Regions from separate parts of the Homo sapiens genome. Here region 1 is linked to region 2. A link is a contact called in ENCODE Hi-C or POLR2A ChIA-PET data. All regions are on one chromosome and are shown on one strand. Each heading gives the region's core, a stretch centred on a gene start or an enhancer-like site at or near the end of the contact. The rest is flanking DNA. Distances are from core to core; before and after follow the strand shown. Region 1 has its middle 86 kb from the start of CD53. Region 2 holds the start of SLC16A4 (solute carrier family 16 member 4).

Region 1 (5,735 bases), core at 1,267-3,766, 400 kb before region 2:
TGTTACGTTATTTATTTAAAATATTTCTACTTTTTTGATGTAGTTGTTTATTGCCCTCTTAATACTTAACTTCCCTCTTAATACTGCTTTTGGTGTATCCCATAGGTTTTGATATAGTGTGTTTATATTATCATTGGTTTCAATCAATTTTTAAATTTTCTGCTTAATTTCTTCATTGGCTCATTGGGCATTCAGGAGCATCTTGTTTAATTTCCAAGTGTTTGTGCAGTTTTGAAAGTTCCTCTTGTTATTGATTTCTGGTTTTATTCCGTTGTGCTGAGAAAAGAAACTTGATATGATTTCAATTCTTTTAAATTTGTTGAGACTTGTTTTATGACCTAACATATGGTCGATCCTGGAGAACGTTCCATGTGCTAAAGAAAAAATGTGTATTCTTCAGCTGTTGGGTAAAATATTCTGTAAATGTCTGTTAGGTTCGTTTGGTCTAAAGTGCAGTTTAAATCCAATGTTTCATTACGGATTTTCTGTGTAGACGATCTGTTCAGTGCTGAGAGTGGAGAATTGAAGTCCCCAACTCTTACTGTACTAGATTCTATCTCTTCCTTTTAGATCTAATATTATTTGTTTCATATATTTAGGTGTCCCGGTGTTGCATGCATATATACTTATAATTGTTATATCATCTTGCTGAATTCATCCCTTTATCGTTATTAATGATTTTGTTTCTTTTTACAGTTTTGGACAGTTTTAGAGTCTGTTTTATCTACTGTCTTGCTCACTTTTGCTTTCTGTTTGCAGAGAATATCTTTTTCCATCATTTTACTCTCAATCTTTATGTGTCTTAACAGATGAAGTATTATGTCGTAGGAGCATATACTAGATGGTTTTCAAAAATCCATTCAGCCAGTCTGTTTTTTCTAAGTGGGGAGTTTAAGCCATTTATATATTTAAGGTTATAACTGATTGGTAAGACCTGCTGTCATTTTGTTAATTGTTTTCTAGTTGTTTCGTATATCTGTTGTCCCTTTCTCCCTCTCTTATTGTTTAATCATTGCAGTTTGGTAGTTTTCTGTAGTAATAAGGCTTATTTCTTCTCTGTTTTTCATTTGTGTGTCTATTAGTGATTTTATACTTTCGCATGTCTTCGTAATGATGATTATCATTTTTCACTTCCAGATATAGGAGTCCCTTGAGTATGTCTCATAAGATCAGTCTGGTGGTAATGAATTTCCTTTGTTTTTGCTTGTCTGGGAAAGACTTTATTTCTTTTTCCTTTTTTTTCTTTTTTTGAGATGAGGTCTCGCTATGTTGTTTAGGCTGATCTGAACTCCTAGGCTCAATCAATCTTCCCAACTCATCCTCCTGAGTAGTTGAGACTGCAGGCATATGTCACCAAATCTGGCTCTCCCTTATTTCTGAAGAATAGCTTTACTGGGTATAGTATTCTTGGCTGCCTTTTTTTTCTTCTTTCAGTACTTTGAATATGTCATTCCATTCTCTCCTGGCCTGTAAGATTTCTGAGGATAAATCTGCTGTTAGTCTAATGGGGATTCTTTATACGTGACTTGATGTTTTCTTTTGTTATTTTTAAAATTCTTTCTTTGTGGGTGCTTGAAGTCCTCCTACTTTCAATTTTCCCACAGAGTCTCATGAACTTATTGTGGCATCTGGGTCTTGAGGTGCAGGTTCACTGTTTATGGCAGGGTTGGATGTAATTTGCCTGCAGAGCCAGGATCTGTGACTCTGAGGAAACCCCTAGAAGCTTGGACCCAGAGAGTTTGGTTTTAGCTGTGAGTCTACCCCTGTGTGGAGGGTATATCCAACTCCAGGGAAGAAAAGGAGCTCTGGAGTTTAGGGTACAGAGAGCAAGGTATATCTGCAATTTGGGAACCTGGTCCAATGGAGCTCAGTGGAAACTTGGGTCCCTGGGGATGAGACAACATGTAGTGGTGACTCCGGGATGGCGGACTCAGTAGTATCCCAGACTCTGTGAGGCTAGGTGCAGCAGCAAGTTTTCATAGTGGTCAAACACATCTGTCGTTTGGGCCCTGGGGGTCAGGGGAGCAGCACAGTGACGATTGCATTCCCTGGAGAGAGGGCTTTCTTGGCAGCTCAGACTCCAGGAGACTAGTCTAATGCCAGGAAAGCAAGGTATTAGAGTAGGTTAGCCTGTAGGGTAGAGTGTCTCAGCTCAGTCACTGCCATGTTTCCCTGGAACATGGGGTACTACGTCAGCTCAGCCCTGAGCTGCTCAGGTTCCAGGGCACCAATTCCCCAGGGGTTTGTGTGCCACTTCAGCTCAGGCTCAGGCATAGAGGGTGGCTGTTCTGGGCTGCCAGGCACTATTTCCCTGAGACGTGGGGCTCTGCCAAGGCACTGTTTCCTCAAGAGGCAGCACATAGTTTCAGTTCAGGACCTTAGGGGCAGGGCACAGCCATAACCGAGAGAAGTAGATGGGGCTATTCTGCTAAAGCACTGTTTTCTTAGGAGGAAGTGTGCAGCTTCAGCTCCAGCTGAAGGGGGAGAGAGGAGGTGTAGGTGGTGCTGTTCAGCCCCATGGGCAAAGGTGTAACAGTTCCTTGAAGCTTGGCTTTGGGATGTTAGGCCACTGGGCAGGGATGGATCAAAGGTGGTTTAGCCTCAGGGATGGACAAGAGCCATGGCTACTCTCCCTTGGAGCAAGACACTCCAGCAGTAGTTCCAGTTCCGAAATGGGGTAAGACAGTAGCTATGCAGGCCACAGGGGATGGGGCCTAGTGGCAGCTCCTTCTCTGGGGGGAACACAGATTTGCAGACTCCAGGCAGCTCCCTCAGCTGGACTTAGTGCATGTGAGGACTTCAGGGGGACCCCAGTGATGAGAAGTGTAGGTGTCCAAAGAGTTGATGGCAGTTACTGGGATCCTCTTGTCTACCTTTGCACCATAAAAAGAGGTTCCTCCTGGTTTCTAGCTGATTCTGGTTGGGAGGTGGGGTGGTGAAGACCAGGTGTTTCCTTTTGCTCTCTGTGTGGTCAACCTCAGTTTCCGTGTTCACTGGGGTTTCTATTACTCCTTTGCCATACTCAGCCACTCTTCTTTAGTTGTTTTTATTAAAACATGATTGTTTGTGTGTTATTTGGCTATCTTTGTTGGAAAAATGAGCGCTAGAAGCTTTTAGTTGGCCATCCTGCTGACATCATTCTCCTCCAATTCTCTCTTGATCAGTCTACAAACCCATCTATTTAATTCTAAATTTGATTAGCTATATTTTTCATTTCTAAAATTTAGATTTGTTTCTTTTTCGATTTACTGACTCCTTTCCTACAATGTCCTCCTCTTGCTTTGTGAAGTTACCTTTCTCTTTCTCTTTGAGCTTATCTGACTTAAAGACTCTCCTTTTTTATTTTCTACTAACTGCAGCTGTTTGTATGTGCACTCTACCACTCCCTCTCTAATCAGTTTGTTTCCTTATGTGACTTGCAATATTTTTAAATCATGAGCTCCTCTTGAAAGAGAGTTGTTTTCCATGGAAGACCCTCAGGTCCTGGTACCTGGGAACAATCTTGTGGGGCAGTTTCAAATTCCTTTGCTGCGATTCTGTGAATTTCACTGGTTCCAGAGGAATTTTACAATGTATCTTGACTCTAGATTTCTATACTTGTGTGGTGTGCAATTTAGAGATCATGTATGCTGAACCAGCTTGAGGGGTTAATTTCCTTGCATTAATTTTTTCTATCTTCTCATGAGCCTATCAAGCTGCTTTGTGGTATCTCTGAGCTGTGAAACAGAGGAATTTCATAGTTTCCTTCATAAACCAGTAACTTCCAACTGTATATGGCTGGTTCATTTCCAGCTCTTTAACATGCAGAGGCCCTGGGTCTCATCAACCATCTCTCTGTTGCCATTAAAATCTCATCACCCTGACATCGAGTACCCTGAATGTACTCAACTTTGGCTCCATGCTCCCTTAAGTTTTGTGATCCTTCTTTATTTCTGGCACCTGAGAATGTTGCCTTCTTTCTTTACACAAGGCTCATATTTTAGGTAAAATTTTATTCTTAATTACTTTATCTGTTTTTGTGAAAAGGGAATTATACATGTCAATGCAAATCACTCTATTGTACACAAATTCCAGATATACCTTTACAAAATGCAAAACTTATCATATTGTTCTCCTACTTAATATTCTCAATGTTGTTTCATTGGCCTTAAGATAAAGTCCAAAGTCCCTTACCTAGGAAATAGTAGAGCAAAGCAGCTTAGAGCATGGCTTCAAGAGTTAGGATGATCTCAGTTTGTATCCATGTATGATTTCTCAACTATGTGACTTTGGACTAGTTAATGTCTTAGCCAGTTTTGTCATCTGTAAAACAGAGATAATTCTAGCACCTACTTCATACAGTCACTGTAAACTCTAAATGAGACAAGGTTGTGATCAGTCTGCAAGAGTGGAATGAACTTCCACTCCAAATTTGGTTCAGATTGATGATGCCAAACATGCACCAAAGGGTACGAAATGGTCCATGACTCATATAATAAGGCTTTCTGGGGAGAGCAGAGCAGGTCCAAGCAGGCCCAAAAATGGCTTGAGAAAGCAGGAAAAAGATACGTGGCTTGGCTTTATTGTGGTTTGGTATGAGGGTTCAGACTTGTAATTAAAGACAACACACATAAAACACACAGCATGGTGCCCACCATCATAGGCAATAAATGTTGGTTATCACAATAATATTGTTATCATGATTTAGAAGAATTTTCATGACCTTTGTAATGTCATTTTTCCCTATTACCCTCCTCATTCTACCCTCCAGCCATACTTCAGTTTTCTTGGATTCTTCAAGATAACATGGTCTCAGTGTCTATCATCTTGGTTTCTTTATCTGCAAGAACTTCCATTCCACCCTTTTACTTAGCTAGTTCTCAATCTCTCTTTAGGTTTTAACTTAAGTAGAATTTCTTTCAAGAGGTCTTTCCTGACTCCTCAACAAGTTTACACTCCCACCTCTGCTCTTACACACGCACACACACACACATTGTAATTCGTTTATTTGTACTTTTTCCAACTGTTTTGAAGGCTTTATGGCGACTGAATCTCTCAGACCTGGCACAGTGTCCAGCACATAGTAGATGCTCAATAAACATTTGTTGAATGATGCAGTATCTCATTTAATCCTCTTAATGCTGTAAGTCAGGTATTATTCACTTTGCCAATGGAAAAATATAAGCTCAGAGAAGTTGAATAATAACTGAGTGCCACACAGATATTAAATAATATATCAAAAAATAAGCCCAGATTTTCTAACCCTTCCCTTCATTAAACAGCATGTTTTCCATCTCTCTTTGTTGTTGTTGTTGTTGTTGTTTTTCTGGTTTGTTTATTTGTTTGTTTGTTTTGAGACAGGGTCTTATTCTGTCACCCACACTGGAGTGCAGTGGCATGATCACAACTCTCTGCAGCCGCAGCCTCCCAGGCATAAGCTATCCTCCCACCTTAGCCTCCTGAGTAGCTGGGACTATAGATGCATGTCACCTTGCCCAGCCAATTTTTTAAATTTTTTGTAGAGATGGGGTCTGTCTTCTGTCTCTTACTGCATCCATTATAATTAAGGTAGACGAAGTAGAAATAAAGTGGATTCCCACCTAAATAGTGGGAATTGAGAGAAACAGGAAGGCTTCTTATCAACTTGCTCCCTCATCAAGAACTGATACCAACATTTTAGCTTAGAAGTTTATCCATTAGTTTACATTAACCTACATGAATGCCCCTTGGTAAGGAGAATACAAAGATTACTCCCA
Region 2 (6,104 bases), core at 206-2,705:
GGTCAAGGCTGCAGTAAACCATGATTATGCCACTGACTCCAGCCTGGGCAATAGAGCAGGCCCTGTCTCAAGAAAAAAAGAAATCATAGATAGCCCTGCTTTAAAAGAGCAACAAGCGTGCCACCAAAAAAATAAATAAATCAGTCTTGTTTACTAAAAAATGTTTTCAGGCTGGCCACGGTGGCTTACGTCTGTAATCCCAGCACTTTGGCAGGCTAAGGCAGGCGGATTGCCTGAGCTCAGGAGTTTGAGACCAGCCCGGGCAACACGGTGAAACCCCGTTTCTACTAAAATACAAAAAATTAGCTGGGCGTGGTGGTATGCGCCTGTAGTACCAGGTACTTGGGAGACTGAGGCAGGAGAATCACTTGAACACGGGAGGCAGAGGTTGCAGTGAACCGAAATTGCACCACTGCACTCCAGCCTGGGCGACAGAGTGAGACTCTGTCTCAAAAAAAAAAAAGTTGTCTAGAGTGTATTCATAATTACAAACAGCTCTCTGAAAAGCATTTATTTGCCTTCTCTCTTTGGGTTTTCTCCTTCTGTTGAATGTTTATTTGATCCTTGCCACCAGCATCATGTAACTGCATAATCCTTCCATGCTTACACTTACAGGGCACCCTCCCAAACCACTAAGCTGTCCTTCTGCAAGCACTTTAATCAAAAAGTATTATAGAGTTTGATTTTAAGAATCTGAGAAGCCTCTTGCTTCTTAAAAAGGAACATGCATAAATATGTGCAGATTTTCCAGATAAAACTAAAAACACATCCTTTCGTCTAAAATATACTCTGGTTTAAAATCTGGAATATTGGTGTGGGAGACGAAAGACAATTTCCCATTTGACTTGTTTGTTTTGTTTTGTTTTATGTGGAGGGTAGAGGGAGGAAATGGGAAGAGAAAGTTGAATTATCCCAGTAATTTTCTAGGGGTCTCAGCCTTAACCATTTCCAAAATATAATAAAAAAAATCTCATTAAAATTACTACGAGCATACGTCTTTTGCAGGAGGTGGTTGAGGTAATCAGATCTCAAAAATGCAATTAAAATGGGGTCTGAAACCCCAAATTAGTAACCAGAATCTTTAGTCAATATACAAAAGGCCACACGAATGGGTTGAGCTTACTGAAGATTTCTGTTTGTGGCCCAGGAAATGCCTCTCTCACCACCCATCCAGGAGTTTTATATTCTCCTGTAAAATAAGCATGTTGTGAGAAGTTCCCTGAGGAAATTTGAAGACAAGTGTATGAGAGCTCTGGAGCCCCATCCCCCTGCCCTGAGCATAGTCGCCAAAAGGACTTTCCACTTAGTTTACTTCATGCTTGCTTTTGAGCCTGCGGCAAAAAATTCTACCTTCTGAGTGACTGTGGGTGGAGGGAGGGCCTGAGATGACATCAAATCACAGTCTTTCCTCCTCCCCTCAGGAAGTAAAGTCCACTAGCAGGAGGGCCTAAATCGTCTGAGCCCTCCTTGGCTCTTACAATGCTCACTTGTTTTCACAATGCAGCAAAATGAAATGCCTTAGAAAAAGAGTAACATTCCAGAAAACGGTGTAATTTATTTTTCTTCCTTAATTGCCCCATCTGTGGAGGATTTCTTTGCTGAACACCACATCAAAGGTAAGATGGGAATGGGACTGTGTGCTGGGTTGGTTTTCTAACAACGACTGGCATCTCTCCCCACCCAGCCTGCTCACCAGATGGCCATTCCGCATACCCTGCCAGCTGACTTTCCTTTCCAGTTAGAAACAGTCAGCCTTCGACCCGACAGGGGAAATAATGAGTACTGTTCCCCCTTCCTCAGAACATTTACATTTTCTTTTTGCTATCATTCTTTATATACACTTGTTTATTTTACGGAACCGATTGGGAGAAGGTAGCATAGTGTCATGTTACTCCTGAATACTTTAGCATGTATCTCCTAAGAATATTCTCTTGTGGAAGAGGTTCCAAGAGGTTAACCTTGGTACAGTATTCTGTATTATACAGTCCATATTCAAATTTCCCCAACTGTCCCCACAAACTGTCTTTTACAACTTTTTTTTCTGATCTAGGATATATTCAATAAGCGGGTATCGCATTTCGTTGTCATGTCTGTTTAGCTCCAAAAATATTTACATTTAGCAAGTGTTTTCTAAGGAGAATTCCTAAACTCAAGGCTCGCCTTCCCTTTCTATTTCTCTTAAGAGTTCACCCGGAGGACCAGCAGGGTGACGCACAGCTTCTCCAAGAAACTGGCTTGCAGACCTGGGGGGAGGGACACTGAGTACAGTTCTAGGAGTGGCCACCCCACAGTCACTGAGATCAGGCTTTCCAGGTAACTAAGTCCTTAGTTGCATCAGGCAGACTTCATCTGTAACTGAGGGGTTAAAAAAAAATTACAAGTGGTTTTATATCATAGGGAAAGAGGTTTTTTTTCTGTTTTGTATTACATTTCAACTTTTATTTTAGATTCAGGGGGTACATGTGTAGGTTTGTTACAAAGGCATATTGTCTGATGCTGAGATTTGGAGTATAATTGAACCCCTCACCCAGATAGTGAGCACAGCATCCAATAGGGAGTTTTTCAACCCTCCTCCCTCCCTATCTTGTAGTCCCCAGTGTCTGTGGTTCCCCTCTTTATGTCCATATGTACCCAATTTTTAGCTCCCACTTATAAGTGAGAACATGCAGTATTTGGTTGTTTCTGCATCAATTTGCTCAAGATAATGGTCCAGCTGCATCCATATTGCTGGAAAGGATATGATTTTGTTCTTTTTTATGGTGGCTGTGTAGTATTCCATGGTGTCTATGTATCACATTTTCTTTATCCAACCCACTGTTGATGAGCACGTAGGTTGATTCCATGTCTTTGCTATTGTGAATAATGCTGCAGTGAACATAAAAGTGCATGTGGCTTTTTGGTAGAACAATTTATCTTCCTTTGGGTATATACCCAGGAATGGGATTACTGGGTCAAATGGTAGTTCAATTTTTGGTTCTTTCAGAAATCTCCAAACTGCGTTGCACAGTGGCTGAACTAATTTGCATTCCCACCAACAATGTATGAACGTTCCCTTTCAGATAAAAAGTTTAAAAGTTTAGATTAGTTTCTGGTCCACTGAATCAACTGTCTTGGATTTATCACAGGGATCTTCTGCATTTAAAATAGAAGAGGCATCATGCTGAAGAGGGAGGGGAAGGTCCAACCTTACACTAAAACCCTGGATGGAGGATGGGGATGGATGATTGTGATTCATTTTTTCCTGGTAAGAATTCACTTTTTTCCCCCTTTCCTATTGCCTAAAAGCAGGCTTTCTGGAGAAAGGCTCAGAGCTGCCTACGAATAGGATCACTTAGGAAATCTTTGGCATCTGAGTGGAGGGGTGGGCAGGAACAAGGCCAGGAGCTGCCAAAAACTGCTAAAGTCAGAGGCCCATGCCGAACCCAGGAGAAAGTTGAAAATGCCCCTAGAGCAAAAGCAGAAATGTTCCTGGGCTGGGTGTGGGGGCTCACACCTATAATCCCAGCACTTTGGGAGGCCTAGGTGTGTGGATCACTTGAAGTCAGGAGTTCGAGACCAGCCTAGCTAACATGGTGAAACCCGATCACTACAAAAATACAAAAATTAGCTGAGTGCAGTGGCATGCACCTGTAGTCCCAGCTACTTGGGAGGCTGAGGCAGGAGAATTGCTTGAAATCAGGAGGTGGAGACTGAAGTGAGCCAAGATCGTGCCACTGCACTGCAGCCTAGGCAACCATGAGAGACTCTCTCAAAACAAACAAACAGAAGTGTTCCTGAATCCAGTCATCTACTCTTCCTATCATCTCTTAAACCTGAGAATGCTCAGTCACAATCAGCAGTTCTGTACTGGCTGCATGGCAATTAGGGTTTGGGGACAATCATACTTTTAACCATCCCAAAAGTAGCACTGGGAGGTGCTAAAAAGTGCTCTGGGGGTGATCTCCCCAGTTCAGCCCAGCATAGATAGAACACTGTGGGCACAGCCCCTTCTACCGATAAGGGGTGGGGACATTTCCTCTGTTTGGCCTGCTGTCTACTTCCCAATCCATCCCCACTAACTATAGTTTATGCTATCTATATTTCCGATGTGTTTGGAAAGGGAGGACAAGGATTTTGAAGGGGGAGCCTGATTCTTCTCCTTTACCCATAAGCAACTAGACGAGGCATTCCATTTTTTAAATTAACTTCTTTCCCTCACCCTCCCAGGGGTTGAGGTGTGAGAGTGGTGATCTGCATCATCAGCATGCCCATTCCAGAATGTTGGTGAACCCCAGCTATGCCCCACACAGCTCTCCAGAGAGTGGCACCAGCTGCACAATTCTTAAGTGTTTCCAGAGTTCTATTAACTTTGAGATGCACTCAAAAAAAAACACCCTTTTCTTGCCGACACTTCCCCCCTACTCAGCCCTACAGTAAGCAGCTCACGGGGAAAGGTAGCACAGGTCTTGGTGCCTTCTAATAATCCTATAGTTCACATGCAGATATCTAAGAATTCTACAAATAGGATGGTGGGAAAACATCAGGCCTCCTCCCTCGTGCTAGACAAGATAGGGGCAGAGGTCCCCAGCCAGGATTTATGTAATACAAAACTCTTAACACATAATAGTAGTACTTGCTAAACATTAGCTTCAGTACTAAACAATCTCATTTTCCCCCTAGAAATGTTACTAATAGGGAAACTAAAGGATGCCCTAAGTCTGAGAGCCCTTCCTGGGGCTGGGCCACCCCCCTAAATCATAGGCTTTGCAGAATAGGCACTGTTGGTGAGGATCTCTAATTCTCCTGCCTTTCTCCCCAGTAACCACCCTGACTTTTTCTACATTATCCTCTGAGGATAGAATGGTTTTTGATCAATTTAGTTGCTGATAGGAAAAACCATCTAATAACCAGATTAATAAACACTGTCCCACTTTTAGGGTGTGATACTGCTTACTAAGCACAAAAAATGCACTGGATCCTCAAAATGTTAACAATAAATTCAGGGGCTAATCCCCCACAGTTGTAATGTGGATACTTGAATGACTGTGCTTTTGTTTCTGTATGACTTACAACTGTTCTTTTCTATAACAGATGAGCTCCTAGTAAGTGAAAAATAACAATGTTCTTTGGGAGCTTCCTACTTAAAAAAAGAGAGAGAGATTCATTCTAACCAACTTACCACACTTTATATATTTGTATGACTGTTTTCTGTATTCAGTCTGTCTTACTAGACTGAATGTTCCATGGGGGCAGGGTCTATGTCTGCATTGCTCATGAGTATATGCTCATTACCGTAAGCCCAGTGCCAGTATACAGCCTGGAACATAGTAGGCACTCAGTAAAATACTGTTGGTGGATGGATAGATGGATGGATGAATTGATAGCTGCACACATTTATGAATAAACAAATAAGGATGAAGGGGATAGTTGATGAAACTGAAGAGATGAGAATGGCTCTTGAGGCTATGAGAAGCTAATGAGAAAAATTAAGCAGGGATGTGATAGATTTGCATTTCAGAGAAATGTGACGAGCAGATGCTACTGAGAGGTCAAATAGGAGAGAAATAACAAGACTCTATTGGTTTAGCAACAAAGAAATCTAATAACCTTGATAAGAGCTAGTACAGTGGAGCAGTGGGGGCCAAAGTTAGTGAACTTTAGTTTTCAGTGGAGTAGCAGAATGACAGAAAGTGGAGATACCTAATAGACCATTTTTTACAGAAGTTTGCCTGTGAAGGTCAGGAGGAGCTAGGGTGATACTAGAAAAGGACGCAGGATAAGAAGTTGTTATTAGATAAAACTAACTCTGACAAAGCCTGGTGCCTGTATTGAAAATAAGTCACTGAGGCTGATCCAACTCCTTTCCCAGACAATAATTAAAATGATCTAGTGAGGAAGCTCTTATTGGAGGTGGGGTGTGGGGGAAGTCCTGCTTAAGGTGTTCCTGCCAGGTTCAACCCAATTAACTGCTCTTAAAAACAAAAAGAAAATGAGGGGACTGGAGAAGTTCTAGGGTTTTTGCTTTATTTTGGAGTGAGCCATTTACAATGTATGACGTGGACTCTGGTAACAGAACTAAAACCCACCAAGCTTGGTCTAAGACATGGGATTATGTAGAATAATGC

What was found. A loop is a pair of places that touch in the nucleus more often than their neighbours do. ChIA-PET counts read pairs that join two places held with the same protein, here RNA polymerase II (POLR2A). Pooled maps may share reads with other maps.
Region 1: a loop to region 2 is called in a map of B cell, with 3 times the contacts of the local background. The contact joins the enhancer-like site here to the promoter of SLC16A4 in region 2. A Hi-C loop is called at or near these places in 1 of 168 maps with a recorded cell type or tissue (B cell) and 1 of 50 pooled maps. POLR2A ChIA-PET finds 5 or more read pairs at or near these places in 1 of 52 experiments (activated naive CD8-positive, alpha-beta T cell).

The regions. Positions count from the first base shown.
Region 1 is chr1:110,784,577-110,790,311 of GRCh38, reverse strand. No RefSeq gene overlaps it. Among named protein-coding and RNA genes, the nearest start is that of CD53, 86 kb to the left of the region's middle. RefSeq lists an enhancer at 2,419-2,758. Within about 2 kb of position 2,516, at least 7 of the 41 ENCODE cell types and tissues checked have a DNase peak (open chromatin) inside an H3K27ac peak, as active enhancers do; they include B cell, where a contact is called at or near this core.
Region 2 is chr1:110,386,377-110,392,480 of GRCh38, reverse strand. It overlaps SLC16A4 (solute carrier family 16 member 4), which reads left to right and starts at 1,455. Exons shown (of 9, transcript NM_004696.3): 1 at 1,455-1,616; 2 at 3,126-3,244. The coding sequence starts at 3,158.